Linked DNA regions of Mus musculus: all the other regions are linked to region 2. The links are chromatin loops, found by intact Hi-C in ENCODE. Cell type or tissue: left cerebral cortex. All regions are shown on one strand.

Region 1 (8,000 bases), 120 kb after region 2:
GGGTTGTTTCCTCTCCCTCCTTCCCCATCTTTTATTCCAAGCTTGTTTTGATCCTGTGGTTGCTAAGATACCAGCACTTGGTGGCAGTTTCTGAGAGGCCATGTGGTCCAGTTTGTATGTGCTCCACTCCCTGCAAAAACACAGTAGGGGGCCAAGCTTGGGGTTCAGGCCAGGGCACAGTGGGGACTATGGAATGAGACTGGCAGGTCCCTGAGTGCTGTGATGCTGAGCCCACCAGCAGAGTCTACCCAGTCAGAGTCTACAAGTCTCCCAGCCCTTCTGAGCCTGTCTCCTTCCTCCAAGACACCCACAACACATGCCCAAGGAGTGCAATCTCAAAGAAAGCTGTGTGGATTGGAACATCATATAGTTTCCCATACATCACATCTGAGCCTGGTTTTGTGTGACAGTTACACACACACACACACACACACACACACACATTTCTCTGAACCAGCAAAACTGGTTACAACAGAACACAGTATCTGTGGGAACTCTGTAAACAAAATATCTCAAGCAGAAAGCAGAATAATACACTCTGACTCATCAGCGCATGTAAAAGAGAGGACCACAGAGCATCCTCACATAGGAAGCTCTCTCACCTCCCACACAAGCCCTCAGAGGTCTCACCCTGCACCCTAGTGTCCCAGACACAGGGTGAAGTCTGTTCACATTTCTCACACAGTGGAGGCCAGCCTCGACATCCCATAGCATCCACATGCACTGTCCTCAAGGCCGTGGCACCAGGGGACACCTCACTCTGAATTTGTCCAGAGCTCACCAGTGCATTCCCTGGAAAAGGTGGACGTCTCCGTCCCCCTGGCACCTTCCCAGAGCTGTGTGTGTGTGTGTGTGTGTGTGTGTGTGTGTGTGTGTGTGTGTGTTGCTTTTCTTCTCTGTTGTTTTCTAACAACTTCCTGTATAAATCAAGGCTGAACTCCAGTTCTTTTCATTAAAAACAACCGATGCTGTGGAAACAGTTGAGAGGCCAAATGGGCTGTCCGTGCTACTTCACAGATGCTCCCTGGCTGACAAAGATGCCTGCTCTTCCTCCACAGCCCAGTTCCCACAGTACCCGGTCCATGGCCAAAAGTCTGTGGAGAGAGTCCAAATGAGTAGATGAAAACACAGAAGTAAGTTAGGGGTTAGATGCAGGTGTGGAAGCACATGTGTGTGTGAACAGCCACTTGAGGATGGTGTGTGTGTGTGTGTGTGTGTGTGTGTGTGTGTATACAGCCACATATGAATGGTGTGTGCACATGAATAGCCATATGTAAATGGATGTACATGTGAGCAGCTACATGTGGATGGTGTGTGTGTGTGTTTGTGAGTGTGTATATGTGTGTGAGGAGCCACATGTACATGGTGTGTGCATGTGAGCAGCCATATGTGGATGGTGTGTGTGTGTGTGTGTGTGTGCATGTGTGTGTGCAGCCACATGTGGATGGTGTGTGTGTGTGTGTGTGTATGTGTGTGTGCATGTGTGTGTGCAGCCACATGTGGATGGTGTGTGTGTGTGTGTGTGTGTGTGTGTGCATGTGTGTGTGCAGCCACGTGTGGATGGGTGTGTGCATGTGAACAACCATATGTGGATGTGTGTGTGTGTGTGTGTGTGTGTGTGTGTATGTGTGTGTGTGTGTGTGTATGAGCACCCATGTACCCATGTGTGGACGGGTATGTGTGTGAACAGCCATGTGTGAATGGTGTGTGAAAGAGCTCTACAGAGTTCCTTCTCTTTTTCTCTTTTTACTCTCTCCTTTTGTTTACTCTTTGGGGACTAAACAAACTGGGAACTGGGTCTGGCATCTGCCTTCACTGAGACTTCACTTCAGTAAGGAGAAGGACACGGTCCAAGGAATTAGCCAAAAAGCTACAAAACCACCTGTGTAGGTTTAGAAAGATGGCCCAATGGTTAAGGGCACCAGCTGCTCCTGTAGAGGACCTGGTGTCTGGTCCCAGTACCCACATGGTAGCTTACAACTATCTATAACTCCAGGTCCGGGGAGCGGGGGACGGGGACTGATGCTCTCTTCTGGTCTCTGGGGGCATCAGGCATGCAAAGGCTCACAAGCATACATGAAGAACAAGAATACACATAAAATAATGAAATAATGAGACAGCGTTTTTTTAAAAACCTGGGACCATTGTGCCAGGCCACCGACATCTCTACAAGAAACCTCCAAAAGCTCTGATCCTCACTCTCCATCCCCTCCACCCAATGTCCAGCCAGAGAGGCTGAGATGCAACGTGGGGCAGAGGCTGCAAAGAACCCACGGGCAGCTGGGGAAATGAGCAATCTTCCATCTCTCACTCTGTGGCTCCTGTGTCAGGTGTGAGGCATCCACCGTTGTGTGGAAGCAAATAAGCCAGGTGCTGATGGCTTCTCCAGTGCCTGATGGGAGCCTGCGGGAGTGGCAAAGGCCGCTGCTAAGTGGAACAGACTTCAAATAAAAGCCATTGGCTCCTGGTGGATCTGTCTTTCACACCATGAGCGCATGTGCAAGTGAGACGGTGGGAAGGTAGAGAAACCGAGAGGAGACACAGCGGTCCTAGGACCCCATCCAGCCAAGGTGGAGTGAGTTCCCTGGGGTACAAGTGAAGGCACACCCCACTGTGAGCCCCCAATGATTCCTTCCTACCAAGAATATCTGCACTTGAAATCTGGGGGTAAGGAGGTAAGGAGGGGACGCCTTCACACGTTTGCTCGGCTATGAGCTGTCACATACCTGCTCTGTCTCAGGGGCTGTGTGACACACTGGGGACCCTGGGGTGAGCTAACCAGGGTTCTGTCCAGGTGAAGCTCAAAGTCCAATAGGGAAGCCTGCTATGGGCCAACACAGTTGCGGGGGGAGGGGCTGATGAGCTGATGGTGGGGGTCTGGTGAGGGTAGATGAATCAGGGTCGATGTGGGCAGATAGAAAGCCCCTATCTGGAGCTGGAGGAAGGAAAGACAGAGGGGCGGGGAAGATGGCTGAGCGAGGGATGCCAGAACGTCTGACTTCCAAGAGAAACATTTTTGAAGGATGTTAACATGTCACTAGCCAACCCAAGAGCTAAGAATGTCACCAAATATCACCTGAGGCCTGCAGCAGAGCTACCCTGATCTATGTTCTGAAGGAGAACTGGAGGAAAAAGGCTGTCTGTGTACTGGCTGGTTTTGTGTCAACTAGACACAAGCTAGAGTCATCAGAGAGGAGGAAGCATCAGTTGAGAAAACGCCTCCATGGGATCAGACTGTAGGCAAACGTGGGATATTTTCGATGGGGGAGGGCCCAGCCCATTGTGGGCAGAGCCATCTTTGAGCTAGCTGGTGGTTCTGGGTTCTCTAAGAAAGCAGGCTAAGCAAGCCACAGGGAGCAAGCCAATAAGCAGCATCCCTCCATGGCCTCTGCATCAGCTCCTGCGTCCAGGTTCCTGCCCTGCTTGAGTTCCTGTCTTGGCTTCCTTCAGTGATGAACAGCAATGGGGAAGTGTAAGCCAAATAAACCCTTTCCTCCCTAAGTTCGAGGTGTTTATCATAGCAATAGAAAGTCTACCAAGGCTAGGTGGCTGATCAGAAATGTAGCAACATGGGCAGGTTGAAATGTTGCCAAGTCCAGGGCCAAATGATCTTGGGGTATCTTTGGCCCTTTGATATATATTGACTTTTTCCGTGCCTGATCCAGCTGCTTTTGCAACCATTAGGTACTTCCTTTGTAATGTATGAACACACCCCTAGTGTCCACCAACCAACAGGCTGAGAAAGCTATCGGACAGCACCTGGGATGTAGCTGTGATGTCTCTGCGTTACTGTAACCCTCTTACCTGATGCCACCTCTAGTGTTTTAAAAGTGCCTTGATTTGTGACTTTCTTTTGTTCCGTGACTACAAAATTTCATGGAACACTTGCCATGTGGGAATGTGGTATTTAGGATGGCGCCAGTGTGTTCCCAGCCACACAACAAATCCTTTTACACAATGTTTTCATATTTTAAATGCTTGGGGGCTGGGAGGGCCTAAGAAAGATCCGGGTTTTTTGGTTTTTTTCGAGACAGGGTTTCTCTGTGTAGCCCTGGCTGTCTTGGAAGTCACTCTGTAGACCAGGCTGGCCTCAAACTCAGAAATCCACCTGCCTCTGCCTCCCAAGAGCTGGGATTAAAGGCGTGCTCCACCACTGAAATTCAAATTTAAGATTCCTGAAGTTTCGTGGGACTTGGTCGGTGCTGTGATTTACACATGCGCAGGGTCCTTCGTGCGGAAGGCACCAGAAAGGCTCGTGGGTGCCCACGCGAGGCGGTCAGCGCAGAGACCCAAAAGAAACTGAGCGACTCCAAGCGACCTGGCCTCTATGAGGCCAAAAATAAAACAGTTTTATTTATTTTGTCTCCGTGGTGGTTTGTGTTCTTTTGTGCCGGGGATTGGAAGCATGAGACGAAATGCTGATCATTCCCTGCACTCATCTTGTATTTCCAGAGTCCTTGCGAGTGCTCCTGCGTTGGACCCCCGAGGGCTCAGCCTCCCAGCAATTCAATTGCCAGGGCGCACGCGAGGCCCTGCTCACCTCGGCGACTGACAGAATGCTGGGGATGGCACTTTGCTGACACCTCGTGGCCAGTGCGGGAAATGGCTCCCCGAAGGCTGGGAAGAGGGGCTGATAGGTCCTTGGAGGCCAGAGAGACGGTATGTGGCCTTCCAGGAAAAGTGGGGGATGAAAGAAGGGGGCGGGGTGGACAGAAAACACCCTACAGTGACCAAGGGGGCCAGGGACTAAGACTAGCCACCAAGTCCTTGAATCCAGGCCCAAGAGAACCTATGACCTGCTGGATTTCACACACCAAGTCCCTGTCCCACCCTATGGAAGCCACGCCCTATGTTCCAGAGTCTCAATGGAAGGTGGGGTTGTTTTCTGAGGATGGCCACCACTAGATAGCCTCATTGACTGGTGAGACCTTTGCCCCTTCCTCCCAAACCTGAGCATCTCCACCTGACCTGGGATGCCTCGGGAGAAAGAGGAGCTACTCAGAAAGTGTCACTCAGCTGCACCTTCCTCCTGGGGCACTGGCTCCTGGAAGCCATCGCCACGAAGTGAGGATGCCAACACCCCAAGGATCACCTCAACTTCACCTGGGAAATTCCACACCTCCACACCTCCACTTAAACTGCGACACTTAGGATGACCTCATCTGTCCTAGGGGTGGCTCTTTTCTCTTGCCACCATCCTGTGAGTTGGGGCAGGGGAGGGGGAGGGTCTGGGACAGAGAACTAGGTGGGTGTTGTTCCTGTTTGGTTGAAGTGTTGTCAGATCAGCTCCTCCCACAGGTTGCAGGGAGCCAGCTCCACCAGTCTGCTGCCTCCAACGTTCTTACTCCGGTGATGAAAGCAATATACCGTTCTTAGTGTGGTGTGTTGGGGCTCCCTAGAGGGACAGAACCAATAAAGAAATGATGTAGTAAAATACATAATAAAAAAGATAATTATTTCGTTGGCTCAGCCGGGCTTGATCATCCAACAATGGCTCCTCCCACAGTGAATATCCAGAGAACCCAGGGGCCTTTCAGTCAATGAAGCTAGATGCAAGGAAGTCCCAGGATAGCTCTTCAAGAAGTTTCTGTGGGGGGGCTGGTGTCGAGTCCACACAGCAAGGCTGAAGACACTGAAGGCTAGTGTCCACGAAGGACAAGCCACAGCAGCGGTCGCACTCTCTCGGGCAGGAGTGGAGGCAGGTGGGCCCACCTGCCCCCCATCAGTACACTTCTTTATATCCAAGCCTTCCGTTGGAAGGTGCTGCTTCTTGAGGGTGGGCATCACCCTTGGTTACTCTTCCTGGCCATCCCCTCGAAGACTCACACAGAGCATGTCCCACAGGTGAGTCCCATCAAGTTGACAGCGAGACCAGCAATCCCACATAACTCTCCATGGCTGTGTGTTTGTGTCTATTTCTCCTTCTCATAAGGACACCTCATGTGGGATTAGGGGCCTCGACTCTAGGACCATTTCATTATATCTGTTCCAACCAGCATCCAAAGAATGCTTGCCCCCTCCCATCCCCGCCTTCTGAGCTCCTGGGGGCAGGTTTGCAAGTCATGAGTGAGGCAACTCGATCAATAATAATCACCTGGGCTTAACTCCCCATCTTGTTTAGTCCCAGGAAGAAAGTAGACCCTTGATAGTGGTGGTTGAAGAATGAGCAAGAATCAGAAGAAGAAGCCATTAACATTGTATTGTACTGTATTGTAACATTGTATTATATTGTACTGTGTTGTAACATATTGGTCCACTTATGGGTCAAGTGGGCCTCCCACAGCTCAGCTGCTGTAAGTAATAGCCCCCCCACGCACACATACACAAACACACACATTGTGGACACTTTTCCCGCCATACACACACTGTGTGGTGGTGCTGAGAGGTGATTCGGGGCTGTGGAGCTAGAGAGATGCTCAGTGGCTAAAAGCACCAGATACTTTTGCAGAGGACCTGGATTTGATTCTCAGCATCCACACAATGATCCCCAACCACCCATAATAATCCCAGTTTGGGGGAAATCCAGTACCAAGTATGCATGAGGTGCATATGTGTACATGCAGATAAAACACTCATATGAATAACAGGAAATAATAAATCTTAAACATTTTAAAGAGGCAAGATCTAGAACAGGGGGCTAAAGTCATTGGGACTGCATCTTTGAAAGTCATGAATCTGGTCTTGTAGAGGTGGGCATGCGGGACATCCTTACCAGAGTCAGCTCAGCCCCTTGTGCCCACAGTTGGTTCCCTTCATTGTTCTACCCTTTCACCCTTCCAAAAGGGACTTTTTTTGTCCAGAGGTGGCTGCCAGCCTGTGGAACCAACCTCTTGCTTTGCAAGTAGCCAGCCTCTGGTATTTTGTTACAGTAACAGGGCACAGACTGATATACCCCCTCAGTTTCCCATTTTCCCATGTTGGGAGGAGGGAGGGGGGCCTCTAAAGAACCTTTAGATGAACAAGAGTGTCCAAGCTTTCTTGCAGACTAAACCCTTGGAGGTTGTCACCCCGCCTACAAAGTAGAGGTTTGATAACAACAGGGTCAGAAGACATAGATGACAGGGGCAGAGCAGACAGCCCATGAACAGACCCCGTGTAGGGTTCTTCAGTGCCCTGCAGGCCAGCAGCTGCCAAGAGTGAAAATTAAAAAAAAAAGGAGAAACTGGGTCTTACCACATTCAACACAGAAATCAACTTTAGAAAAAGCAAGATCCGAGAGCAAAGCTCTGAAACACTCAGAGGTGTTGGATATGTGTCCTGGGGTTAAGGAGACTCTCTTAAGAGCTGTGCAAACCATGGCAGTGCGGAGGGGGGTGGGAGGGTGGGTGGAGCTTGAGGCTCGAGTATGCTAAATTTTTAAATGATATTCAGAGCTATCAGAAGGGAGGTGAGGAGAATTAGACCCCAGCATCCACCTTATACCATAAGCCACAGAAGGGACGAATCCAGTTACCACCCACACATGTCTGATGTTTCCGTCCCTGCTCACCCCTCATGAGAACAGCATGGTTCTCAGAGGTTCCCTGGGGTGAGCAGCCTCCCTCCTCCTGGGTTGTGATCTCCTAGCCTAGTCACAGGACAAACCAAACCACCCCAGGAAGAGCAGGGAGCAGTAAACCTGGGCACATGCGTACTGAGAAGTGGTGGACACAACAGGGCCTTGGATCCTCTGGTAGATACAGAACAACCCAAAAAGCAGCTGCCCCATCTGTGGTGATGACAGAGCCAGGGTGGCAGGAGGCACCTGTCACTTACCCCTGAGTTGTTCTGCAGCATGTTGTATGGGGCCCACAACATCAGCCACACTGGCTACTTGCAAGGTAAATCAAATAAACAACAGCTCAGGGAGCCATTACTGGTGTATTCTCAGACACATGGCTATGGAGTGGCAGAGATGTAAGTTTCAATGGGCTCTTCTTACAGACCTCAGTCCAGATGCCTGCTAACTGCCCATCTCCCTCTCCCCCTCCCCTCCCTCTTCCCCTCCCTCTCCCCCTCCT
Region 2 (8,000 bases):
GAATGAGCCAGACAAGTCCTTGGTCCTCGCTGCAGCAACAGTGTCATTGTGGCAGTGAGATAGGCTTCTTCTACCAAAATCACCAGCAGAACACAAGCCCCAGGCAGCCATGTGCAGGAGGGGTGAGAGATGCCACAGCTACAGTGCAGACTTCTGCAGTCTGGCTCCTAAAACAGCCTGGACACCCCCCGCCCCCAAGAGTCCCCAGGTAAGTGTGAATCGGCCTAGAAGCCAAGGTGCCTACCACAAACACCGCCTTGGTGACAAAGGACCACAATAGCTGGCCCAGATGTGTTTCACCCAGGAGGAGTCAGGAAAGCTGGGGTCCGGTGGCCTGACCACACAAAACCTTCCATAGCCAAACCTACCTGCAGACAGTGGCTTGGGATGCATGCCTCACAGAGTGTGAGGAACCAAGTCCGTGGCAGTAAACAGCAGGTGCCAAATATGGCAGTCAGTTGTCAAGTAAGAGCCCAGTCCAGCTTGGTAAGGCCGGAAAAGGACTCCTCTTTGCTATGTTATTTATATTTCTTTCTCTTGCCTTTTAAAGCTATTATTCTCATACAGAGTCTCACGAGGCTGTTTTCAGGCATGTACATCATGTTGCCCTGCGCCCTGCTTCTCCCTTCTCCCCTCTCCTCCCCCCTCTGTTCCCCTTCTCCCCCATTCCCTCTTCTCTCTCCCCATTCCCACCAATGTCTCCATGTACCCCCTTTCTCCCCTCTGCTCCCCAGCTTCAATTCTTTCCTGTAATTCACACATATATGATTTTTATGACTCTCTAAAGTCTGGGACCACAGTGACAAGACACACATAATGTTTGTCTTTCTGGGACGGACTCAGTTTGCCGTGATTAGCTCCAGAGCAGCCATTTCACTACAAACAGCTGAACTTCATTTTCCCTCATGGCTGAAAACAATTCTGTATTGTCTTCATCGATGCCTCTGATGACAGACACCTGGGCTGCTTCTATAGCCTAGCTGTGGGTGAGCCTGGCTCTGTGTGTCTGTGATGTGCTCAATGTGAAGTTTTGCATAAACATCTGGGGGTGCTATATAGTCGCATAACACACATACACACATATGTATACATTCATATACACACAGACATAGACACACCCGTATACATTCATACATATATATCATACACACATGCGTGCATACACACATGCATACAGGCAAATATGCATGTACACACATAAATATATATATATATATACATACATATATATATATATATACATACATATATATATACACATAACACACACATACATACATACATACCACATGTGAGTGAACTGAAACATAGACACACAGACATACATACATATACATTCATACACATATGTGTGCATACACACATGCACACATGCATGCATACACATATGTACATGCACACACATGCATACATATATGTACATACACACATGCATACATATATGTACATACACACGTGCACACACATACATACACATATGCACATATACATACATACACACATGCATATAACACACACACATGCACACACTCCACATGAGAGTGGACAGACACACATACAGACACATATGCATACATATATACATACACACACATACACACACACACACACTGGGAGGGGGTCTCTATGCAGCCCAGGCTGCCTCAAATTTACTTCAGTCCTCCTGCCTTAGCTTCCAGTGTGCTGGCATTTCAAGTGTGAGCCACATCTTTTGTGTCTTTGAAATTCTGCAGAAGTGAGCTTTGAAGGGAAATTTTATCGCTAACCAGTATTTTCAATTTGTAAGTTAGAACGCACAGCCTATCGATGTATTTGAAATTGATGAAGGGCCAGCTAGGGCTGAGGCTTCCTTACAGAAGGGCACACTTATGCAGTGACCCTGCCCCTTTACAAGGTACATAAGATATAAGGCAAAGCAAGATCCTGTGGAAACCATTCCGAGGCTGACTTCCCAGAGTGCAGCAATGCATGGTATCCACAATTGAGGCCACTCTAAAGGAATGAGTTCCAGTCACAGGTGCTCCAGGCTGCCTCCTCCTGCTGCAGGCAAGGAGTGGCCAGCTCCTTCTCCTCCCTCTGTGTGAGAGAGGGCGCTCCAGTGTCTCAGCAGAACTACAAAGTAATCACCAGTTCCTAAAAGCCCTGATTTGAACAAAAAAAAAAAAATCCCAACAAGGCAAATTGGCACTCACCAAGGATGTGCTATAATCTTTAAATAGATTTGATTGGAAATATTCTTTTCGCCTTGTTTCCAAGGAGAAAAATGTGCAATTACTGTGCTCAAAAAAGGAAATGGAGAGCCCGATGTGGTGGTGCATGCCAGCAAGGGAGGTGTGAGAGGCAGAAGCATCCAGGGTTCAAGGCCACCCTCAGCTAGGCGGGCACTCCAGTCAAGCACGGACTGCTGGAGACACCATCGAACATAAAATAATAAAGACTGAGCACACAGGAGACAGCCTTCTCTTGTTCCTGGCAACACCCTGCTTGGAATCAGTACACTTCACACTCGGACGCTCTCTTTTGTATAGATCCTCAGAAATGTCATTGCGTTGAGGTCCGGAGAGAAGGATGCCAAGCCACACTGCCAGTCTGTCTGTCTGTTGCCCTGCCGTCTCAACCCCATGGTGTTTCTCACAGGGTGAGGGACTTCTGAGGACCTTGAACTTAAATGTATGCTCGTGGCTGTGAGTGCAAAGCCTTGACCTCTGACACGGTGCAAAAGTCATCCCAAAATCCTGCTGAAATGTATCAGTCATGTGAGAAGGTGGGGTCTTTCAAAGTCCAGGTCAGGAGGGGGCTGCAGCCCCAGGAAGGGATTGAGTTAGAGAGGTGAATCTGGCTTCCAGGACTGTCCTCGCTCCCCTCTCCTGCTGTCTCACACGGTACCCTGGCCAGAGTCTTTAATGGTGGTATAGAAGGTCCCTCAGGTTGCTGGCTAAATGCTCTTTCAGGAGCACAAGCCCAAATAAATCCTGTCTGCTATAATTCTGTTATGATTCTGTTTCGATTGCACAAAACAGTCAGAGTCAGAGAAAGCCTCAGGTCCTTCCTATGCCAACCCTCCCGCCCATCCCTAGATCCACAGGTCTCTTTAACAAGTTCAGCAGGAACACATCTGAGCCAGCAAGCATCATGGGAAGCTGGGTCTCCAGCTCTTCACCCTTGCGCTGCCTCATGGGTAACACTTGAGTGTTCTCATCCAGCTCCCCGCACATGTGCTGCCAATACGGTCTTGATTACTCTTTGTGAACCAAGTCTGGGATTTGGCTTTCTATTTCTAAAAATGTTAAAGGGGGTGGGGGGCTACCCTCAGATAGTAACATCTCTATTTTGAGAAGGAGTGGCACTCGCAGACCACAGATGGCAGCCGTTCCCTGATACAGGCTCTGTAAATAGGTGTCCTGCACCAGGCTGTCATCAACCCCGAGTGCAGGACACACTCCCCAGCACCAGGCGGCTTCTGACCACAGTGGAGAAACTCGGGAGAGAGTCCAGACCCCAGCACAAGTACAGAGCTCTTAATTAGATACCGTAGCACTGAGCACACACCACCTACACCTGCCAGGAGGCCCACACACTCCTACCACAGATGCTTCAAACCCACAGGGTTGACACTGAGCCCAAACCAATATGACATTATGATTAAACACTCCCACAATTTAATTTCAGAAGGCAAGAGAGACTGTGTGTCATATCAAATATGCCTTTGGGAGTTTAAGCCAATAACAGTGAAACAGCTACAAATGGTCCCATCTCCCCTATGGAAGAAAGTCAGTAATTCCAGGGGCACTTAACCCCGCCCCCAGGCCACAGCCCAGCCAGATGGAAGACACATGCGGGGGAGGAGCCTTCCCCAGAGGGAGAGTTCTTGGTTCCCACAATTCTGCTGGGGACAGGGACTCTCCTGTGCACTTGGGTACTTGAGTAGTGCCCATGCATCCAAGCTATGACAACCAAAACTGTCCCCAAGGAGTGCAGAGCATCCCTGGAGATTGGAGCCGAGGGTTGCTGGTTGTCTGGCTATGGCTGCCCTAAGATGGGCTAGGAAAGGAACAGGCTGCCCCAGGTGAGCAGGATCCCACCAGGCCAAGCTCTGTGTACTCAGTGTCCTGCCCCAGACATTGTCTCTCCTCAGAGCCGATGAAGGGCAGCTTCGGAGCCTCTTGTGCAAGATGCAGAACAGTGCCGAGCCTCCCTGAGTGCAGATTCGTGGGTGGCGTTTCCTGTCATTTACAGCTGGGGTAAGGAAGGCCCCCAGCCTAGTTGCTCCTCCTTTAAGATGTCTTTATTTGTGTGTGTACTGTATGTGCAAGTGTGCTTTATGTTCACATGCACTGTATGTGCACATGTACTGTATGTGCATGTATGCTTCATGTATATGTGTAAGTTATGTGCATGTATACTTTATGTTCGCTTGCATGCATCTATGCACCATGTGCCCACAGGGCCAGCTGTGGCCAGAGAAATGAGCCAGAGTCCCTGGAACTGCAGTGACAGGTGGCCATGGGCGGATAGGTGGGTGCTGGGAATCAAACCGGAGTCCTCTGTCAGAACAGTGACTGCCCCTCACCCTGAGCCATCTCTCCAGCCTCAGGTCCTCCTTCTGCAAACACACCATACAGCCATGCACAGGAAAGGTCCCTGTGAGCATTGGTTCAGCCTGAAGCATGCCCCTCCGAGAGCAAAACCCCATCCTGTGCCTGGAATGGATGTCCCTGCACTGTCTGCACAGACTCTATAATGCTGTTGTGTCCCTCCAACCCTCTGCCACTGAGGCTCAGGCGCATGGTGCCTTTCTGTGGGCCTCTTGCTTCTGTCTCTGTCCCTCTGACACTATATACGGTGTCTCGGAGTTTTAATGCTGTGGACAGACACCATGACCAAGGCAAGTCTTATAAGGGACAATATTTAATTGGGGCTGGCTTACATGATCAGAGGTTCAGTCCATTATCATCAAGGTGGGAGCATGGCAGCATCCAGGCAGGCATGGTACAGGAGGAGCTCAGAGTTCTACACCTCCATCTGAAGTTGCTAGCAAAATACTCACTTCCAGCCAGCTAGAATGAGGGTCTGAGGGTCTTAAGCCCACACCCACAGTGACACACCTACTCAAACAAGGCCATACCTACTCCAACAAGGTCACACCTCCTAATAGTATCACTCCCTGGGCCAAGCATATATAAACCATCACATGGGACTTCCAGGATCATCTTTCTGCAGATCGCGTGGCTCTGTCATCCCTTTAAAAACTCTCAGTACCCACCACCAGGAAACAAGGCCACCATGCTCCATAGCATACACAAATGCTCTCTGGGGTCTTCCTTGCTTCCTCTAACACTCCCTATCTGAGACAGCAATTACCACTCGCTGGATCCCAATGGTGAGCTGCACCTGTCCCTGAAACATCTTCTCCAGCTTGAGAGAACCATCTCCCACAGTCACTCCACTTGGTCAGAATGGGTCTCCCATTTCTGAGCTTCCGAGCTCCCAGGACTCAGGGGAGCCCACCCTCTCCCTTGTCCTCCTCTCCTCTGCATCGAGCAAAGCCCCTCGTGTGCCCTAAGTACTCAATAAATGCATATCAAGCTTAAATCATCGGAGTCGGAACTCATTTACTGTTCTTTGCTTGTGGTGCTATACCACTGCCTGGAAGGGCTTTTGGGTAAGCAGAGGAGAGAGAAGCTGGGTGGGGAGGATGCATCAAAGCCCATTTTCCAGACATGCCAGAGATTCTTCCTCCGGACTCAGGAAATGATCTGGAGACAATGACCTGGAACTGGCTATGGAAAAAGTCCAACAGTCCTTGGGCAGCTAGAGGCTTGCACACATAAAAGATTCTTCGATGATGTCTTCAGTCTTATCCTTGTTTACACTCATTCTCCCCACGTGTGTGTGTGTGTGCGTGTGTGCGTGTGTGCGTGTGCAAGGATGCATGTGTGTATGCACACACATGCATGTGTGTTGGAAGTGTGTGTGCGCAGGTATGAGTGTGTGTATGTGCACACATGCATGTGTGCATTGGTGTATGTGTGTGTATGCAAGTATGCATGTGTGCATGTGCACACATGCATGTGTGTGTGTGTACGTGTACATATGCACCTGTGCACGGGGGGGGGCTATGGAAGTCAGAGGATAACTTTCATGAGTGGGTTCATCTCCTTCACCATGTGAATCCCAGGGATTGAACTCAGGTCCTCAGGCTTGGTGACAGGTACCTTTACCTGCTGAGCCACCTCGCCAGGCCAGTGTTTTTCCTGCCTGAACCAGCCTTCCGTGAGATGCTCTTTTTAAGGTCTGCAGTCTGGCATTTTGGTCACTCGAGCTGTGCCCACTCTCTCTGGCTTTCAGCTCTCCCACATCTCTCCACAATTGTCCCTAGGACCATCCTCAGAGGCCTTTGGGTCTGTGACAAAAAAACCTCCCACCACAGGAGAGGAGGACTCTGTCAAGGACTTTTATCTTCTCATTGAGACAGACTCAGCTCAAACTTCGGCTCTGTAAAACTCACCCTGAGATGCACAAATCACAGCTGCACAGGACGGAGGTGATAATTAGAAGAGCTGACTCTTCAGACACAAAGTCATGTGATCTCGGACCCTCTCCAGGCTACAAGCATGGGCTGTTTTTATAAACAGCTAGGGAGGGCAACGAAGAAGCAAATCGTAGCCTTGCCAGGTTTGCACTGGTTCCCTGGGGCACTTTATTGGGGACTCTCATATCTTGTATCCTGTGAGTCAACTTGGACTCTCGAAGCTCAGACTCTGCATCTCCAGAGGGAACCGGAGGGGCTCCTGGGTGTCTCCCTGAATCTGCGGTGACTGCAGTGGGGGTGGGGTGGAGAGAAAGGGGTCCTCCCTGGGAAATGACTTCCTATGGCTAGCATAAATGCTAATCAGGTCAGCTAGTCTGGCCGAGGAAATTAAGGGCGCCTGGGCTCCACCAACATGGTACTGGTAACACAATTATGGAATAACAGACCCGACTTTCTCAGTGGTAATATAATTTTAGATTCTCGGGTTATACAACGGGCACAGCAGAATTGGATTACAGAAGCACCCAGGATGTACTGAGTCGTACTTGGAGCCAAGTTGGGAGGGCTGTTGGAGTTCAACAGCTCTTCAAACTCACCAAATACGACATAGAGTGACCACGGTACACTCAGTGAGTTTTCCCAGGGGCACAGTGAGCCCACAGAGAGCTGTGGGAGCAGGCTTGTAGGCAACTGATAAGAGGGGAATCTGGATAGCAAGTGGGGACGAGAGCCTTTCTTTGACCTTTTAGTGAAAATGGAGGACACACCTGGGCTCCTCTAGACTCACACTCCCAGTTAAAACCAGCTGAAACCTCTAGAAAGGCACACAAGTATGAGCAAAGCTGTCAGCCATCCAGTAGGAGGACACGCCTTGGGGCGCACTCCCCTAAGGTCCAGCTCATCGTTCCCCATAGCCTAGAACACAGCCTAGCAGGAAGGGTCAGCATCAGACACAGTTGCAGCAGGCTCAGGGAGAAATGCAGACTTTTCAGGAAGTGCTACTTTGGCTCTTTCACACACAGCCCACAACTCCCCAGATGCTCAAGGCTCAGGAGTCATCTGTACATGGAGTTGGGGTGGGGAGACCAATCCCCCCTTCTCCAGACATCCATGGCATTAATACTTTTGCCTAGTCTCAGAACACTGCCGACAGTGGAAATACTTGGGTTCCTGAGGATGGAACCCAGGGCGCCAGGTTCATGAAGCAAGTCCTCTACCACGGAGCTAACCTCCACCCAGGAAGCTACACTCAATCCAAGTATCCCCAGGACGGGACGTCTGCGTTCCACTCACCCCCGCAGAAGCTTGAAGAGCATACAGCCCAGGGAGAACCAGTCGGCGCTGCTGTCATAGCACGTTCCCTTCTGCAACACCTCGGGAGCCATGTACCCATGGGTGCCCCTGGGGAGGGAAAGGAGATGGTCACAGGAGTACACTCACTCAGAAATCAGGAGGCTGACCCATTGCA
Region 3 (8,000 bases), 56 kb before region 2:
CTACGTGACCTTCTGCCTGAGGCTTCACCACATCCACTTCTTCCTCTGTGCACACACGGGGCTCCCCGGCTCCCTGCACCCTGCTCTCTGGCTGGCCGTCCCTCTTTGCAGCCTCTGCTGATATCCCCGTTGTAGGAATCCTATCCGGGGCCTTGCAGCTTTCCTCAGGATTCTGAGTCTTCGCTGCCACCCCAGGGAGCTCTCGGGGTTTCCTTGGTGTCACCAGCTTTTTCTGAGGTCTCCCCACCTTTCCTTCCATCTTCACTGGAGCCTCCTGCTGCTGCCCCGTGGGCCCTGCTGGCTGTCCCGTGGGCCCCGCTGGCTGCCCCGTGGGCCCTGCTGGCTGTCCCGTGGGTCCCGCTGGCTGCCCCGTGGGCCCCGATGGCTGCCCCGTGGACTCTGATAGCTGTCCCGTGGGCCCTGATGGCTGCCCCGTGGGCCCTGATGGCTGCCCTGTGGGTTCTGCTAGCTGCCCACAGCTCCTGTCTACCGCTGGGCTTTGCAAGTCGCCGGTCTTCTCATCCTTACGATGTGACTCTGTTACTCTGTCCTTGCTCTGAGGACTGTCCCACTTGCTTCTCCAACCCAAGAAACCTCCCCACTTCCTTAGCGGGACTGGGGGTTCCACAGGTCTGACTTCAGCCCCTGCAACCTTGGGCTCATCCTCTTTTTCCATCTTCTTTGGGGGACCCCCTCCTTCTTTCTCTGCTGTTCCCAGTTGCTCCTTGTTTCCTGCCTCCTGAGCTTGGGACCTGGTCCCCTGCTCCTCTGTGCTCTGAGACTCACCTTCTTTTTGCCCGATGGTCTGGGGGTCCCGGCTCCCCTTTCCCTCTGTGCCCTGACATTTCCCACCCTTTGTGCTTTGGCCTGTATCTCCAACTCCCCTAGTCCTAGTCTTCTCAGGCATAGAAGGCTGGGGGGCAGAGGAAGTCCCCGTGGTCACCCCTTTCTTTGTCCCTCCAGAATCTTTGGCTGGAGCTGGGGTCTTGTCCACGGGGACATCACGAGGTTGGACCTTCTGATCTGCCTTGGCCAACTCTGGATCCAGCTTGGCCACCATCAGCAGCACATCGCCCCTCCTCACGCCCCTCTTGAAGGGCAGTGTCCTTTTGGCGGGTGTTCCTGTGGGACCTGACTCCTGAGGTCTCTCCCCACTAGTGCTGGTCACAGGTGTGGAGTCCTTGTCACCAGCCCCCGGGGGCTCCTTTCCTGGAATGTCTGCGCTGTTCTGAGTGGTGGATGAGCTGTCCTGGGAAGTCTGCTGGCTTCCAGGCTTGGGGACATTGTTGGTCTTGTTGGTTTGGTTAGTTGGAACTGCTGGGATCTAGGAAAGAGACCATAATGTGCTTAGTTGCTGCATGACTGACCAACAGCCAATCATTCCCAGTTTCACCCACACAAAGAAACCCAAGCCCTTCTGACATCCTCAGAATCTGTGCCTGACAGTGAGGTTCAGCCTAGATAGCGGCTGAGGGTCCACAGAATCAGGGGGAGGAAGGTAGACTCGGGAATCCAACAAAAGGGAGTTTAATGCCACTCTGCCTCTTTTCACTGTGTGGTGTTGGGTAACCTCCTTCTCCTCCTCTCTGAGCCAATTTCTTGACAATAACACAAGGATCATAAAGACCTGCCATGCAGGGTGGATATAAAGACTGGTGGTGGCCCAGCACACGGTCAGTCCTCAGTAGCTGCTGTAGATATATCTGTTATATTTCCATCTTGTAACTGGCTGGTTTTCTGTGTCAACTTGACACAAGCTGGAGTTATCACAGAGAAATGAACCTCCCTTAAAGAGGTACTTCCATGAGATCCAACAGTAAGGCATTTCTTCAATTAGTGGGTGGGAGGGCCCACTGTGGGTGGTGCCATCCCTAGGCTGGTAGCCTTGGGTTCCTTAAGAAAGCAGGCTGAGCAAGCCAGGGGAAACAAACCAGTAAGTAACATCCCTCCATGGCCTCTGCATCAGCTCCTGTTCCTGACCTACTTGAATCCCAGTCCTGACTTCCTTGGTGATGAACAGCAATGTGGAAAGTGTAAGCTGAGTAAACCCTTTCCTCCCCAACTTGCTTCTTGGTCGTGATGTTTGCCCAGGAATAGAAACCCTGACTAAAACACATCTCAACCCTCCAGATGAGATCATCAGTAAGGATACGCATTCCCATCTCAGTGCAGGTGTGGGGCAACTTCGGCCCATTGTCTCCTATCTTCTGTGAGCTTAGGCCCCTCCATAACAGAAGCGTGCTGTGTGGAGTTTTGCGAGCTGAGTGTGAAAAGCTCTTCTGTGATCTCAAGAGGAGGAGATGGGAGGAGGGGCACAGTTTCCACTCCAGCCGTCCAGGTTCTCAAACCGACTGCCCATCCCATACAACCTCCCAGTCATCTATCACCCATCAGCCAACTGTCCTTTTACAACTGATCAAGACACTGGTGGCCACTGATCAGGGCATTGGTGGCCACCCCAAGTCTACTGGAAGTCCATGAACACACCCTCGGTTCCTCCAAGCCTTTTCAGGGTCTGTCTGTGTCCACTCGCCTCACTCTCTGGCCACACTGGATACCTCCTAGTTCTGGCCCACCCACCCATTCCCTATGCCCTCATGTTTGTTCATGCTGGTCCTGATGGCCAGCAGGCATACCTTTTCTCCACCCCTCCTGTCCACTCTGTTTCCTATATCTCACCTGCCTGCTCTCCCAGGCAGCCCCAGAAAGAGAGCTTTACACGGCATGGCTCTGCCTCTACCTGGCCTGGTGACCTTGAGGAAAGTGTCTTGACCTCTCTGTGCTTCAGTCTCCACCTCTGAGAAGCAGGTGTGACTTCCGTCCCCATTACTGTTTTAAACAGTGCCACAATCACTAAGTGAACATTGGTGATAGACAGGAACATTTTACAGGACCACTTCCTATCCGAGATTTAAGTGTGGCCTCTGTTTATTCCTTAAGTCAGACAGGAGCAGGCACAGGGCCCAGCCACCCTGTCAGTCTCTTCAATGAGACCCAACTGCTGTCCCCACAGCTGCTTCCAGTCAGTTGTGAGTGGCTTGCTGACACAGGGAAGCCCCTGTCATTAAACAGGTGCAAGCACGTGTAGTGTAAATGGGCCAAGGAGGAGGAGGGAGCAAAGATGGAGCCAGGGTGACACTCCGGATTTAAGCCAACACCTGGTTTTTATAATCCCTGGTCCTCTCAGCCCAATTCTGCCATAACTCTCTTTGCCTCAAGAGGGCAGTATAGAGGCAGCAGGAACTGGTGCCCTGTCTGCCTAACACAGTTTTGACTGATGATGCCCATCGATACCAATCAGAAGGAATAGCAGATGAAGCAAGCATCCAAGATCTACAACCTAGCTGGGATAAAGCCTTCAGTTGTTGGATAGTGGATGTTCCAAGAGACTTGGAAGGGGCTGAGAGACTTGCAGCTGGAGGACACTGGTGTGTGGGACCACCAGCTCATGTGCCCGACCCAGAAGGATGCCAATGCTTCAACATCAGGCTCTCCGAGGAAGGGACATGCCAGCATCTTTTCCGCTTTAATGAATGAACAGAGACCAGCCAGTGGCCAGGCCTATAACCACGGCCACTCAGGAGACTGAATGGGCTGAAATAGAAGTTCCAGGCTGGCCTGGGACAAGGAACTAATTCAGAGCATGAGAGCTACTTTCAGGGCACAGCTGAGCGGAAGGCAGCTGCTGCTGTTTAGAAATTCATAGCTGAATAAGTCATGCGATTAAATGAGCTCTGTGTGGTCTCAAGGAAAGCAACCATGGGGGAGTTAAGAAAGGTAGAGCAATGTGAGACTCTCCAGATGTCGGCAATTGGAGATGGGCTTTTCAGTTTGCATAGGAGCTCAACAGAGAGAGTGGAAGAATACGGCAGGGCAGAGAGCAAAGGAGGACTGACTCAGGACAATATGAGGATATGAATGGGAAGGCGCCTGCCCCGCCCCGCCCTGCCCCATTGTGCTCTGCCCCCACAGGGCCATTCACCTCTACTTCTGGGGCTGTGAATGCTGCCGCCTTCCTCCTCCTGGCTTCTTTGGACTCTTTCTCTGTCTCTCGAACCAGCTGCTTGATGAAGCCCCCAGGGATGACAGAGAACAAGGGAGGCGGAGAGGATGGAGGGGGGCTCTTGTCTTCTTCTCGAATCTGTGTGTGGAAGCGAGGAGAGAAGTGAGAGTGAGCCTGCAGGGCCAGGGCTTCCCCCAGATGGTGTGTGATGCCCGGGTGGATCTGAGGGGAAAAGCATAAGAGAAGAGCAGAAAGGCTCTGAGGGACACCATGAGGCCGAGAGGTGTGGGGACAGAATGGACCAGTGTGGACATTAGAGGTTGTACGGGAGAGGTGGCTTCAGCCTGGAGAGTCTCCTCCTGAGAAGAACCCAAACCACCTCTCAGAGCAGCTTCTGAGATGTCAGGAGGGGTGGCTCGACACCAGGCTCCTCTGCCCTCACGCTTCTGGCCCCAAGGGGCCACTGGAGAAACCCCAGAAGAAAATGCTCTTCCCACCTAAGACAGGGATACTCCCAGGATGCACTGCACTCCAAGCTTGTCTCTGTGGTACCTCCCAGCTTCTTGAAGAAGCCTTCTGGGGACTTGAAGTAATAGATAATAATAATCAATTATTCCTGTGTGCTGGGACCACCAAGAGGCTGGGAAGACTTAACCATGGCCTATGCCACCCGTTTTCTTCGCTGTGGGTTCTGTATCCCTGGAACCAACCATGGACAAAAGTTCTTATTTTTTTTTATTTTTAAATAATAGTGTCTATACAACCAGGTGGTGGTGGCACACGTCTTTAATCCCAGCACTTGGGAGGCAGAGGCAGAGGCAGGTGGATTTCTGTGTTCGAGGCCAGGCAGGTCTGCAAAGTGAGTTCCAGGACAGCCAGGGCTATACAGAGAAACCCTGTCTCAAAAATAATAATAATAATAATAATGTCTATACAAAGGGAAGAAAAAGAATAGGAGGAAAGGAGAGGAGAAAGTAGGAGGGGAAGGTATCAGAGACCAAGGAGCCCTTAAGGAATCCTGTGGAAAAGGAAGGATAGCCAGGTTAGGTAAGAGCCATTGTCCAGGTCTCTGTAGTGACCAGAGGTAGATTCACAGAAACCCTCTAGCACTAGACCGGCAGCCAACAGTCCACCTCTGCACCCCCTCCACTCTCTCCTCCCTCCTGCCTCAGCCCTCTGTCAGGCTGCTGTGGGCTATAGATGCCACACTACCCCCATTCCCAGCCTCCTGCTAAGGGATGGGAAGGAGTCAACAGATCCAGACCAGGCAGGCACAGAGACAGAAGACCATCATCATTCCCTGCCTGAGGTACGTGTGGGTGTGTGGGTGTGAGTCAGGCCACCCAGGCCACAGCCCCTCTTGCCAGGGTAGAGTCTGGCCCTGTGACCCCAGCCCCCCAAAACACAACTTTCCTTCTGCTCCCACAGGGCAAGGCGTGACGAAATGGCCATGGTGACACAGGTAGCTGGACTCGGGCGATGACGTTGTGCTTCTGAGTGCTCCTGGCAGGCGAGGAGTGAAGCCTTACAGACACATGGAGAGCATGAGGTGAGTGGACACAAGCCAGACACACTGAATAGGAGAGAGAGAGAGAGAGAGAGAGAGAGAGAGAGAGAGAGAGAGAGAGAGAGAGAGAGACTGGTTAGCACCGGGCTCGGCTCTGCTCCCACCACATCATGAATGAAAAGATACTACTCCATCTTCTGCTAAGACCGTCATCCGTTCCCATGACAGTGGGCCAGCCATAAGGCTGCCAGTCACTGAGCAGACAGTGTGTGAGGCACTCCTCCTCTCAACCCTGTGCCCTAAGGTCACATCTCGGGAGAGACATACACGGTCTTGTGTGTGTCTCTCCAAGGCGCTTGCACAAAGACGATGCCTGCCTAAGCAGCGTGGAGATCGAGTTCCAGAAGATTCAACATGACTCAGTCCAGTGGAGATGAAGGGCATTTCAGCTGAGGAACAGGATTCCTTCCAGAAAAGGCGCTTTCTGGAAGGAATGTGCGTGTACTGGCTGGTTTTGTGTGTCATCTTGACACAAGCTGGAGTTGTCACAGAGAAAGGATCCTCCCTTGAGGAAATGCCTCCGTGAGATCCAACTGTAACGAGTTTTCTCAATTAGTGATCAATGGGGAAGGCTCTAGTCCATGGTGGGTGGAGCCATCCCTGAGCTGGTAGTGCTAGGTTGAAAGCAGGCTGAGCAAGCCAGGGGAAGCAAGCCAGTAAACAGCACACCTCCATGGCTTCTGCATCAGCTCCTGCCTCCAGGTTTCTGCCCTGCTTGAGTTCCTGCCCTGACTTCCTTCAGTGATGAACAGCAGTGTGAAAGTGTAAGCTGAATAAACCTTTTCCTTCCCAACTTGTTGTTTTGTTTTGTTTATCATGATGTTTTGTGCAGAATAGAAACCCTGACTAAGACAGTGCAGATTATCCTGACCCAAATGTGTGAAATCCATCCCAGAGAAGATGGCCATTTGTAGGACGGTGAAAGGTAGCCTGTTTCCCAGTTGAACTAAGGCTAGAAGCCCCAGTGACCCTAAAGGGATGAGGGGTGCTACGCCTGATTCCCGGGCTCCAGGCCCCTGTCACTAGCTGCAGCCCTCCATAGATTTGTGGCCATCAGTCACATAAGGGCAATGCCCCAAACCCATCCACAGGTAGAGGACATGACTTGTGGTCACATAGGCTCAAGACAGATCTCCATTTTAATGTTACCTACAGGCCTGAAGACTTAGCTAATCAGCTTTCCTTCCCAGACACTCCTTCCTGCAAAAGGTATTTAATCTCAGGCCCGCCCTGAGAAGTGAGGTACGGTTTAACTCATCCACTTTCTGCCATGATAATAAATGTCTTAAAAGCATGGACTGCCTCTTTTCACCAGGGTCCACCATGGGGAGTCATGCAGAAGGCCTTTGCCTATAGAGCCTCTGTCTAATCTCCCATAGAAGGTCTCTCTGTGCCCCAAGTCACAGCTACCAACAAAACCAAGCCAAAATCAAGTCAAGGACTCTTCCCAAGGGACCAGTCGGAGCTTTCTACCTTTCCCTTTCCCTTTCCCTTTCCCTTTCCCTTTCCCTTTCCCTTTCCCTTTCCCTTTCCCTTTCCCTTTCCCTTTCCCTTTCCCTTTCCCTTTCCCTTTCCCCCTGGCTAGATCCAGCCTGTGGGCCCCCACTCCATTCTCAGCTCTTCCTCGGATCCCAGTGGCACCAGGATGTTTGAGAGCCTGAGAACCAGATGGCCCCAGCCTCCTTGCAAGCCCAGGGACCCCTGAGCCAGCTCTGTGTACCCCCCACCTCAGACTGTGCTTCCCCACCGCGGGAGTGGTATCCCAAGGCTTCCCTACAGCCCAACATCTGCCCTGCAAAGTTGTGGGGTAAGGGCAGTCAACTTCCCTAGTACTGCCTCCCTGAGTGGCCATGCTCTCTGGCAGAGTAGACGCGGGGACCCCACAACCCTACAGTCATTTGCATCAAAATCCCAACATGATTCTACACACAGACACACACACACACACACATACACACCACCACCACCACCAACAACAACAACAACAAAACAACCACACTCTTCAGCTTTATATTGAAATCCAGGACAGCTGAAACCACCCTGAATATCAAAAGAACTGCTGGGGGGCTCAGCATCCCCAGTGTCAATCTGAACTTCAGAACTGGACTAATTAAAACAGCATGGCACTGACACAGAGACAGGCATGCTGATCAGTGGTCAATAGACTCAAACTAAAGACTTGGGCCTAAGTCCACACACCTATGGACACCTGAATTTTGACACAGAGTCAAAAAATGAACGCTAGAAAATAGACAGTGTCTTCAATAAATGCTGGTCAAACAGGATGTCTGCATGCAGAAGAATGCAAATAGATCCATACTTATCATCCCGTACAAAGCCCAACTCCAGATGGATCAAGGACCTCAACATAAGGCTGATACACTGAGTCTGACAGAAAGGAAAGTGGGGAATAATCCTGAACCCATGGAC

The links. A loop is a pair of places that touch in the nucleus more often than their neighbours do. Peaks named below come from ENCODE experiments on the same cell type or tissue, not always from the same donor. Only the 100,000 strongest peaks of a DNase experiment are listed, where the experiment ranks them.
Region 1: a loop joins it to region 2, with 2.4 times the contacts of the local background. A loop is called at or near these places in 3 of 42 quality-filtered maps.
Region 3: it touches region 2 in a loop (2.6-fold over the local background); 4 of 42 quality-filtered maps call a loop at or near these places.

Annotation. Positions count from the first base shown.
Region 1 is chr5:113,049,952-113,057,951 of GRCm38, forward strand. No RefSeq gene overlaps it. Among named protein-coding and RNA genes, the nearest start is that of Gm22740, 9.8 kb to the left of the region's middle. In left cerebral cortex, a CTCF peak has its summit at 4,578 (motif pointing left); DNase peaks (open chromatin) are centred at 172, 489, 4,586 and 5,291; H3K27ac peaks cover 460 bases.
Region 2 is chr5:112,929,884-112,937,883 of GRCm38, forward strand. It overlaps Grk3 (G protein-coupled receptor kinase 3), which reads right to left. Exons shown (of 21, transcript NM_177078.4): 13 at 7,826-7,933. Among named protein-coding and RNA genes, the nearest start is that of Myo18b, 38 kb to the left of the region's middle. In left cerebral cortex, CTCF peaks have their summits at 2,057 and 3,451; DNase peaks (open chromatin) are centred at 2,221, 3,623, 6,455 and 6,985; H3K27ac peaks cover 2,878 bases.
Region 3 is chr5:112,874,003-112,882,002 of GRCm38, forward strand. It overlaps Myo18b (myosin XVIIIb), which reads right to left. Exons shown (of 44, transcript NM_028901.2): 2 at 5,417-5,576; 3 at 3,983-4,141; 4 at 1-1,324. The coding sequence starts at 5,455. Among named protein-coding and RNA genes, the nearest start is that of Myo18b, 18 kb to the right of the region's middle. In left cerebral cortex, a CTCF peak has its summit at 3,212 (motif pointing right); DNase peaks (open chromatin) are centred at 3,278, 3,529 and 6,040.